Linked DNA regions of Homo sapiens: region 1 is linked to region 2. Evidence: read pairs that join two places in POLR2A ChIA-PET (ENCODE). Cell type or tissue: PC-9. All regions are shown on one strand. Links, peaks and the distances in the headings refer to the core of each region. The heading gives the core; the rest is flanking DNA.

What was found. Peaks named below come from ENCODE experiments on the same cell type or tissue, not always from the same donor. Only the 100,000 strongest peaks of a DNase experiment are listed, where the experiment ranks them.
Region 1: POLR2A ChIA-PET joins it to region 2 with 17 read pairs; 2 of 35 experiments call an interaction of 5 or more read pairs at or near these places.

The regions. Positions count from the first base shown.
Region 1 is chr3:98,968,612-98,973,996 of GRCh38, reverse strand. All of the region lies in intron 1 of LINC00973 (long intergenic non-protein coding RNA 973), which reads right to left. Among named protein-coding and RNA genes, the nearest start is that of LINC00973, 57 kb to the right of the region's middle. In PC-9, for the core only: no CTCF peak of the experiment used is centred there; a DNase peak (open chromatin) is centred at 2,706; H3K4me3 peaks cover 257 bases; H3K27ac peaks cover 3,317 bases.
Region 2 is chr3:98,561,236-98,566,620 of GRCh38, reverse strand. No RefSeq gene overlaps it. Among named protein-coding and RNA genes, the nearest start is that of CPOX, 30 kb to the left of the region's middle. RefSeq lists a silencer at 3,186-3,245 and an enhancer at 4,300-4,349. In PC-9, for the core only: no CTCF peak of the experiment used is centred there; DNase peaks (open chromatin) are centred at 1,120 and 2,790; H3K4me3 peaks cover 294 bases; H3K27ac peaks cover 1,499 bases.

The DNA.
Region 1 (5,385 bases), core at 246-5,245, 410 kb before region 2:
ATGTGAGGACACAGCAAGAAGGCTCTCATCAAATGCCAGCACCTTGATCTTGGACTTCCCTGCTTCTAAAACTGTGAGAAATACATTTCTGTTCTTATTAATTAACCAGTTCTTGACCAGATCTTGGGCAAGTTACATAACCTCTCTGAGCCTCATCTTTCTCCATGGTAAAATAAAGATGTCAGTAATTTCTATACCAAGGGATTATTTTGAGGATTAAGTGGGCTGCTTTTGCTAAAGTGTTTAAAATGGTGACTAGTCCATAATAAGTATTAAAATGTTTTAGTTAATTAAATTGTAAAAATCCACATAGGTTAAGGCAAAAAAGTTTAAAACTTCAGTATGAATTGACTACTTATTGCTTTACAATCAATATTGACATTACATGTAGCCCATATTTGCCAACTGCTAATTATTTTGTAAAAAAGTCAACCTAGGCCGGGCGCGGTGGCTCACGCCTGTAATCCCAGAACTTTGGGAGGCCAAGACAGGTGGATCACGAGGTCAGAAGATCGAGACCATCCTGGCTAACACGGTGAAACCCCATCTCTACTAAAAATACAAAAAATTAGCCGGGCGTGGTGGCGGGCGCCTGTAGTCCCAGCTACTCGGGAGGCTGAGGCAGGAGAATGGTGTGAACCCAGGAGGCGGAGCTTGCAGTGAGCTGAGATCTAGCCACTGCACTCCAGCCTGGGCGACAGAGCGAGACTCCATCTCAAAAAAAAAAAAAAGTCAACCTAATCCTTAAAAAAAAAAAAAAAAACTGTTCTGTGAAAGAAATTAAATATGGCCCTTGGCACTCAGTCTTTTTGTTCCCCTTAACAGCACTTCCTTCTTTGCTACCTCTATTTTCAGCCTGGTTCTGCCTGCGTGGTGGTTCCCAGTACCTGCAGGCCTCCTTCATCATCCTACAGCTAAAAATGGCAGTGAAAAACTTATTACCCACATGTACAACTAAGTTTCAGAAGAATTCTCATTGGCCTAAATTGGGTCACATGATAATCCCTGAACCAATCACTGTGACCAGTGAACTGGATGTGTTGATTGGTCAAGCTCGGGTCACACAGACAAGGGGGAAGGAGAGTCCACCCCAGCCATACCACATAAACTGTGAAAGATTATATCTTAAGGAAAATGAAGGTGCTGTTATGAGAAGATGGAGTAACAAAGGCTAGAGACAAGACAATAAATCTTTGCTATAATGACGAATAATATTTTTGTGCCACAAAAAAAAATTTTACTGGGAAATAGAAAACTTCGTTTTCATACTTTGAAAGATAATGACAAACTGTCATTCCAAGGTTAAAAAACGCTAATAATTTTGTTCCTATGGAATTTTCCTTCTGCTAAACTATGTATTATAGTTTTCTTTCCTGTTAAGAAAAGATTCTTTTCATAAACAGAGCAGTTTTAATATGTATTTTTAAAATTTTTGTTTTGTTAACCATTTGCAGATCTTATTTGGAAATTACATTAACTTTGTTCCTTTTAGTTCTCTTATAAAGAAAAGTGAGATAATGAACACATACTCAAGGAAACAGAGAATGACGGACTTGTTGAAAGTGCAGTGAAACCAACCTCCCTCTCTCTCTCTCTCTGTGTGTGTGTGTGTGTGTGTGTGTGTTTAATATTTCCATGATGACTCCTGGGAAAGAACCTCTGGGATTTATATTCCCTTCCAATCCTTCCCTCCCCCAGAGTGAGATCATAGCTCATTCGGTCCTTTTGTGTTTTCTTTACATTGCCCTTCAAAACACATTTAATAATGCATCCAGAAAAACTAAAATTAGGGTAACTAGATGAAGAAAATTTATGTCAAAATTCATATTGGAGAACTGCTGCTTTTTATCTTCTTAAAATCAGAAGGAACCATGATCAAAAGCCACTTTTAATTTAATTTCTTAAAAATCTTAGTACATATACTTAATCAGAAGCCCAAATAAAAGTGATATCTGGAAACTCCCGATATTCTATTCTGTGGTTAATTTTGTCATGCTATGTTATCGGAATTTTTCTGTGCTCCTATAAAGTGCCACTCATCACATTTTAAAGTGTTTATCTTTTATGGTTGCTTACTTCATCCTTTTCCTAATTTGCTGAAATGATTTTTCTAAAGAATTACTTTAGATAAAATTTGGCATTTGCCTTACTCAAAAAATGTAGGCCATTTTATAAGCCATGGTGAATTCTTCACAGCACAAAACTGACATTACATATTAGCTTTGTGTAACGTTAACCTCAGGGACCATGAGATGTACTTAGTATTAATTTGCCCTTATTTCCCTGGCTACCTACTGAACGTGAATTCCCCCATGCTCAGTAGGCTGAGCCCACTCTGTGGGCTGTCCTTCTACTGACTTCCTCTACATCTTATTCTCAAGTGAGATGTAAGAATTTTTTAGCTCAGAGGTGTCAGTCCGCTGACTCTGACATGTGTGTGTTGTAACCCCTGCCATACATCATTCCACAGACAGGGTATAACAAACTGATATTTCTATGAATAGAGGAAAAAACCTCATATACAAAGTCCCCAAACCTCATTCAATTATGTGGGTGATTCAACCAAGCCCAATCTCCAAGTTCACATCTTGGAAAAAAAGGCCCATTATCTTTCTTTATGTTAGAGGACATTATGACTAAACATCATGCTCATCAATGATTATGCTTCTCTGATATGTCAAGAACCTCTGTCTCATAACCATTAGGAAATGTGTCATCTAGTAAATCACCCTAACTTCCTGGGGAGATGAAAGGATCAAAGTAAGAATAATAGTCTGTATGATTCATTGGCATGTAATTTAGAGAAGGTATATTGTTAGGATAATCATTTTTAGTGTTGGAAATCTTGCCTCACTTCTTCAAATTTCTTATTCTGAAATCGAAGTCCTTAGATCACTAGTAAGTTCTTCAACAGAGACTTAAAAATAATGGTGACATTTTCAAAAATTCTATTGCCATGTTCTCAAAGCACTTTTATTTGCAATAAAGGGCTAAAATGTGAAAGGTCATTCTAATGTATTCTTTTTTAAAATGAAGCATCAATGGAGATTTGATTTTTATTTATTTTTTATTATTATTTATTTATTTATTTATTTTTGAGACGGAGTCTCACTCTGTCACCCAGGCTAGAGTGCACTGGCGTGATCTCGGCTCACTGCAACCTCTGTCCCACCCAGGTTCAAGCTATTCTTCTGCCTCAGCCTCCCCAGTAGCTGGGACTACAGATGCACACCACCACACCTGGCTAATTTTTGTATTTTTAGTAGAGACAGGGTTTCACCATATTGGCCAGACTGGTCTCGAACTCCTGACCTCATGATCTGCCCGCCTTAGCCTCCCAAAGTGCTGGGATTACAGGCCTGAGCCACCATGCCTGGCGGAGATTTGATTTTTTATCACCATACAATTAATAACTTGGGTGCTACTGTGAAAACAAGCAATGTCTTTGAGTGTGCTAATAAGTCTCAGTAATAAGTTTTATGCAAAGGCAGCTAAAAAAATGGGAGTGTATGAATGCTGTAGGAAGTGAAGAGGAAAGAAATGAGAGGAAAATGAAGGGAAGGGAAAGGAGGAAATGGCAGTGAGAAGATGTAGATGTAGCCTACGTAAAATATCCTTGACAGGTTAAATAAGCAACTGTTCACAAAGGGAGTAAGTGCCTGACCCATCTACACAGAAAATGTGACAGAGTTCTCAGACCTCTGGATAGATGTGAGGAGCATTTTTCAGTTTAGACTAAAGGTAGAGGTTTCTCTAGTCCAAATCTAAGTATAATAAAACCTTCCCATTGCCATAATTCGAAACAAAAAACAGTCATACCTACTTAGCTTCCTTCCTGAATAACTCAATTCAAAAACCATTAGGTGGGGTCTTAGTGAGCTACTAGTCCATATGGGGTAGGAGAGAAGTGAGACTACAGTGGCCTACCACTGGGTAAGAGTCCCCATGAAGGGGTAGCAGTAGCTGAGCATAGGACCAGGAGATTAAGAACACAGGTTGAGGCCGGGTGCGGTGGCTCACGCCTGTAATCCCAGCACTTTGAGAGGTTGAGGTGGGCGGATCACGAGGTCAGGAGATCGAAACCATCCTGGCTAACACGGTGAATCGCCGTCTCTACTAAAAATACAAAAAATCAGCCGGGCATGGTGGCGGGCGCCTGCAGTCCCAGCTACTCGGGAGGCTGAGGCAGGAGAATGGTGTGAACCCAGGAGGCGGAGCTTGCAGTGAGCCGAGATCGTGCCACTGCACTCCAGCCTGGGCGACAGAGCGAGACTCCTTCTCAAAAAAATAAATAAATAAGTAAGAATACAGGTTGAGCACCCCAAATCCAAAAGTAAGAAATCTAAAATGCTCCAAAATTCTGAAGTTTTTAGTGTCAACATGATGCTCAAAAGAAATGCTCATTAGAGGATTTCAGATTTTGAATTTTCAGACTTCAGATGCTCACCTAGTAAGTATAATGCAAATATTTCACAATCCAAAAAAATCTGAAATCTGAAACACTTCTGGTCCCAGGCATTTTGAATAAGAGATACTCAACTTGTATATGAGCATAATGGGAACCAGCTTTCTCATTCTCATGAAAAAAGCAAAAACTGGAATGAATCCTGTGGTGTTGGATTGGATTTCAAGGTATTGATATGAACTCATAGTTTTTATCAATTGATAGATAAGTGCATAGATAGAATGATATCAAAATAGAGATAAAGAAATAAATATAAATATTGTGGTAGCCTGTCTCTAAAATGGTCCCCAGTTTTTCTTGCCTCGGAAGGTATTCAGACTTCTGTGTAGACACCTCCCATACTAAACAGTGTCAACCTGTGTAAGCAATAGTATACTGTGAAAATTACAAAGTGAGACTTTGAGACCAGGCCATAAAAGACATTCTGGCTTCTTCCTGGCTATCCTTCTGGGGGAAACCAGACACCATTTTATGAGATACTCAAGCAGCTCTATGGAGAGGTCAATGACATGAGGAAATGAGGCCTCTAGCCAATAACCAGCCCTAACTCTTCGGACATGTGAGTGAGCCACCTTGAACGTGGATCCCCCAGCCTCAGACAAGCCTTAGGCCACATCTTGACTGAAATTTTACGAGAGTCATGGAGCCAGAACCATGCCCTCTGAATTCTGGATAAAACTGCGAAGTAATTAATGTCCATTGTTTTAAGCACTAAATTTTGAGGTAGTTCTTTTTGTACCTCAAAAAAAAAATTTTGTACCTCAAGAAAAAATAGATAGTTAATGTACTGGTGAATGTATGTATGTATAAAAAACACTTGCCTACATATATTACCTAGCTCTATCCATTGACAGACTCTGGATACAATAACACTTCAAAACCAGAGAGCATACTGGTGCCAGATCTTGATTTCTAAAAAC
Region 2 (5,385 bases), core at 101-5,100:
AACACTCTTACAGAAACATCCAGAATAACGTTTGACCACATATCTGGGCACTATGGCCCCACCATGTTGACATAAAATTAATCACCATGCCACTAAAACCTGCAACTTGCCTTTAACCTCCACCTTGTCTTTCTTTTCCTTCCTACATGCACCCTTTCCATTTTCTCTAATTCCTGAAGCTTCAGTTATACTTCACTTTACTCCTTTTTTCTCACGCCTTCCGCTAAAGACACAGGATTCCCAAGGGGTCGTTAGGCCACGGGTTCCTATTTCCTGGGTTGGGTGAAATTCTTCTCCCTTCTGGTTGTTAACTACCGCTTTCAAATAAGTTCCTGGTCCATCTTGAGTGTCCCGCTTACATCTCCCCTAATGGCCCTTCCCCACCCTCTCCCTGTGCCCTACCCCTGGCTCTTTGTAAAAACTCCTTACATTGTTACAGGCCCATCGTGAACCATTTCTGCTAAAGGACTTTACGGTAGGAATTACCTTTGCTACATTAGGCCACGTTTTCTGGGTGCTGATGCAGCTGTATACAGGGTTACGTGAGTGCTTGTTTGAGTGTGTGTTATTGTCGTGAGAGTGGAGCAATAAAGACAGTCCCTGGGAAAAGTTTCCCAGGACCCAGTGGTCCAGTGTGTCTCTGCTACTAGAGGAAGAATGTGGTCCGCCACTCTACTTCTTGTTCCCTGAAGCCCAGACCACAGAGAGGGGTTGTGGGAATCAGTCTCTGCCTGGCAGGTTTTTGAAGCTTGTGAGGGGAAATAACTCTCTAGCTTTCTTTCAGATAGAAGAAAAAAAAAAAAAACAAAAATGAAATAAAAGTAAGACAAGTGGCTGTAACACAAAAAAACTTTATAGACAGAGATTCAAATATAAATCTGAATTGTTCACCCTTTTACTTTATAACCAGGCACCAGAGGACCCGTGAATGCATAATGATCATTTCTGAAATCTTTGGTAGTATTCCCATACAACCTGAGCCCATATTTCAGACCGGTCATAGCTGTGTGATTTAGGGGACGTCACACAGACTCTACTCTTAACTCCTCTGTAAAAGAGAATGAGTAATGTGTACCTCCAAAAATTACTGTGGGAAGTCAATAAAATAACATATGGGAAAGAGTTTTACAAGCTTTTAAGTGTTATGTGGACATTAGGTATTCAGGAAATCAGTTAAAGCCGCACTGAAGACATTAAAACAAACAATCAGATATTTGATACATAGAAAGCTGGGCAAATGACTGTTCAGCACTTTAAAGGTAGGAAGAAGAGGAGACTAGATCAGTCAGAGAGAAAGAGTTTAGTCATTTTCATATCATGATTCTTCCCTTCCCAGTGGAAAGTATATATGAGCATGTATGTTTATGTAATATAGATAGATGTGGCAGTAAATTGCCTTTCACTTTCTCTAGTCAAAATCAAAAATAATAATTTTTAAGCTAGGAAAATTCAGTAATTTGATGAGGGAATTTGGCTGGAAAAGTGAAAAACAATTCAAGGATAGGTATTTATAAATATATCAGAATATTATACATGTATTTTTGTATGCACATGTGTTTTATTTAGGAAGGAAATAACATGTTAACTTTTGCGTATCTTAATTTTTTATTCAGCATTGACTTCCCACCTGTTGTTTAACTTTTTCATTCTTTGTTTTTTTTTTTTTTTTTCCGTTGTGGTCAAGTGCGTATCGAAGACCACCTTAGCTTAGCTGAGAACGTTGTACTTGTGAAGCATTTGAATGTGGGCCACATCAAAGGTGAACAAAATAATTCATTTCCTGGCCCTGCTCAAGTATCCTCACCCTGAGAGTCTGCCCCTGTGGGCCACAACACTGCCACCCATAACAGTCACACCTCTCTTTAAACCCAGGTATATTTGGTATCTGTAACTCTCACCTGACTCTCACATAACAGTCAAATTATTTATCTCTTTGTAAACTTAAATTTACATTTATATGCTCCATCTCTCTTCACACCAGCTAGTGCTAATACCCAACACTGAGGGTGCCAGACAGTGTTCTAACATTACTTAAGTTAACTTAGTCAATATCTGAAATAACCCCGAGGAAGTTATTCTCATTGCATGCCTGAGAAAATTGAGGTGTGGAGGGTTGAAGTTTTTGCTCACCCCCACAGAGCCAAGTGCTGAGCAAAAGGTAGTCTGGGCTGGGTGCCGTGGCTCACACCTGCAATCCCAACACTTTGGGAGGCCAAGGCAGGCAGATCACTTGCGACCAGGAGTTTGAGACCAGCCTGGCCAACATGGTGAAACCCTGTTTAGTCTCTGCTAAAAATACAAAAGTTAGCCAGGTGTGGTGGCATGTGCCTGTAATCCCAGCTACTTGGGAGGCTGAGGCACGAGAATCACTTGAGCCTGGGAGGTGGAGGTTGCAGTGAGCTGAGATCACACAACTGCACTCCAGCCCGGGCGACAGAGAGGGACCCTGCCACAAAAAAAAAAAAAAAAAAAAAAAAAAAATAGTCTGGCCTCTGACATCACTCTCACCCAGAATTATGAAAGCTCAATAGGAATCAATACCTTGTCTCACAGTTTAGGTGCCTCCAGCCCCTAACCATTATTTGCATTCAAGAAAGGAACTGTAAATGTCTTATGGTTGTTACTCTTTGAAAACAAATCCTATAGTTATGGAAACAAACAAATAAAAAATGCTAGAGAACTTGTATTCTCCTAATACCATCTTTGATTAAGCTTTTACTGAGTTCAGAATTAAGGAATGTTAATGATACGAAAGCTTTTATAGCACTGATTTTTTTCAAAGTACCAACCTGTGGTTTGGTGACACAACTATAGAAACATGGATAGAAACTCCCTATTATGCAACAAACCACTTCCTGCATCTGTTTATTCATTTATTTGCAGTGTTTTAGCTAAACTCTTATCCACTTGTAGGGTCATATACTTGCAACTGTATCACTATATGTAGCATAAATATCACAAACTGCTGAAGAACATGGACTTGGTAGCTAGATTTTGAGGTTAGAATTCAATGTAATTCTGTATAAATAATACATACCTCAATAGGACAGTAGAAAAGATGACCTATGTTAACAAATGTAAAGCAATTAAAACAGTGCCAAGCACATAGTAAGTGCTTTATACATGTTTACTATTACTATTAAAACTCCAAAATTTCAGGAAATATACTTAGTTCAGCCTTCTGTAATCAGAAGTTTTGACTCAATTTAACCTGAGAGATAACAAAGTGAATGCCAGGCACGGTGGCTCACACCTGTAATCCCAGCACTTTGGGAGGCCGAGGCAGATGGATCATCTGAGGTCAGGAGTTTGAGACCAGGCTGGCCAACATGGTGAAACCCCATCTCTGCTAAAAATACAAAAATTAGCTGCGCTTGGTGGCACATGCCTGTCCCAGCTACTCAGGAGGCTGAGGCAAGAGAATCACTTGAACCTGGGAGGCAGAAGTTGCAGTGAGCAAAGATTGTGCCACTGCACTCCAGCCTGGGCGACAGAGCGAGACTCCACCTCAAGAAAAAAAAAAAGAAAGAAAGAAAAGAAGGAGGGAAAGAAAGAAAGAAAAAGAAGGAAAGAAAGAAAGAAAAGTGAAGCCTCTTTTCAGAGAACATCAGATCTTAGTTTTGGAAGGAAATCCAATTGTATGCTGCTCACACTTCTAATATACCTAAGAGGTAATAATAGTGATTCTGCTTGAACATTTCCAGTGATGGAGAACTTAACTACCCCTCAGAAAATTTCATTTTATAATTGGATAATTTAGTTATGAATAAACTTATATTTTATATTGAACAGAAATCTACCTTTCCGTAAATTCCACCTACTGGTTCCAGTGGTTAAATAGCAAAGCAGTGGTTTTTAAATTGTCTTGTGCAGAAATGTTTCAGAAGTTCTTAAAATGTTTGATCAAAATTTCATTTTTTTAAAAAGACATTTTTGAATCATTTGTTAAAACTGAAAAATTTAAAGGATGTGTAATATCCTTGGGAAGATTGCCTAACTTCTCCAATTCTCATCTTTTTCATCTACAAAATGAGTATAATTAGTAGATGAAAAATAAGTCTTCAATAAATGTTAACTGCATCTGTATAATTCTTATATTATTTGCATTTTGATACCAGCTATTAGAAGGCTTCCTTTAAAGCTCTGTGACTCAGAGGTCTTGTGGTTTCTCGCTGCAGACAATTCTCAGCTATCCTTTTCCTCAACTCAGTGGAGGATTTCTTTTGAGGGTTCAAACCCCCAACTTGGCCTTGTAATCAACTGAGCACAGGCTGACCTGGGTCTCCATCACTTCAAGGTAATCCACCAAGAGTGCTCACTCAACTCCCAGCCGCTACAGTTCCTGAAAATCTTCTAAGACAGGTGTTCAGATGCCCTGGCCTTGCTGTAATAGTAGTGGATGCTTTGGAAATCCACTGGAGCTGAGTTTTGCTAACACCAAGGTGCTGAGAGGTTTTCCACTGTGGTGTGATCCTGTGTAACTGCTGCCGACTGCATACCCTGCCATCCCTGCAGATTCTCAGCTTCCTGATTCTCTGATGGACCCTATGGCTTCAGAATAGGGAGAAATATGCCACAATAGAATTCTACTTTTGGGATAATTACCATCTTGTTAATCCAGCTTTGCAAAGGCTGAAGACTAGAGATTGGGTAGCTCTCAGTTCTCTATTCAGAAAACCAACGTATGTTTCTCCTGCCTACATACTCAGCTCCTCTGAGCAGGAGATAGTCAGGGAGAAGTCTGTCTGAGCTTGGCTCAAATGATATTCCCCTTTGGCTATGTGTCCTGTAGAGCTCTGTGGAGCATAATTTTGCTAGTTTTAAATATTATAAATGTAATACATTTTCATTGTAAGTTTTTTTTCAAACATTACTAGTATAAGTATACGGCATAAAATAAAAAGTTACATATCCCTACCACTATCTCACCCCCAGGTTTCACCACCCACTGATAGATCCTTATACATCTTTGAGGAAATTTCTCACTCTTATGCATATAACTATGCATAAATGTCTATTTTTATAAAAATATTGAAGGAGTCTTATAATAAATATATAAATATGTGCTTTATATACTTTAGTGTATTTTGGGCATTTTTCCATAGCAACACATTTAGGCTGCTTCCTTCTTTTTAATAAACACCTTATAATTTTATATTACATATTAAATATATATTAAAAGCTCTATAACATTTAATTAATATATTAAATGCTCTATAACATTTAATTAAGTTTAAAAATTTATTTACCCAGTACTTTATCAATGGATATTAAGATACTTTTCCTTTCTTTGTTTTTTTCATCCTTCCAAACTGTGGCAGGCAGTCTCAAAAGATGGCCCCCAATGAGCATTATCTCCTTGTGTATTCCCTTCCCTCATTGAAT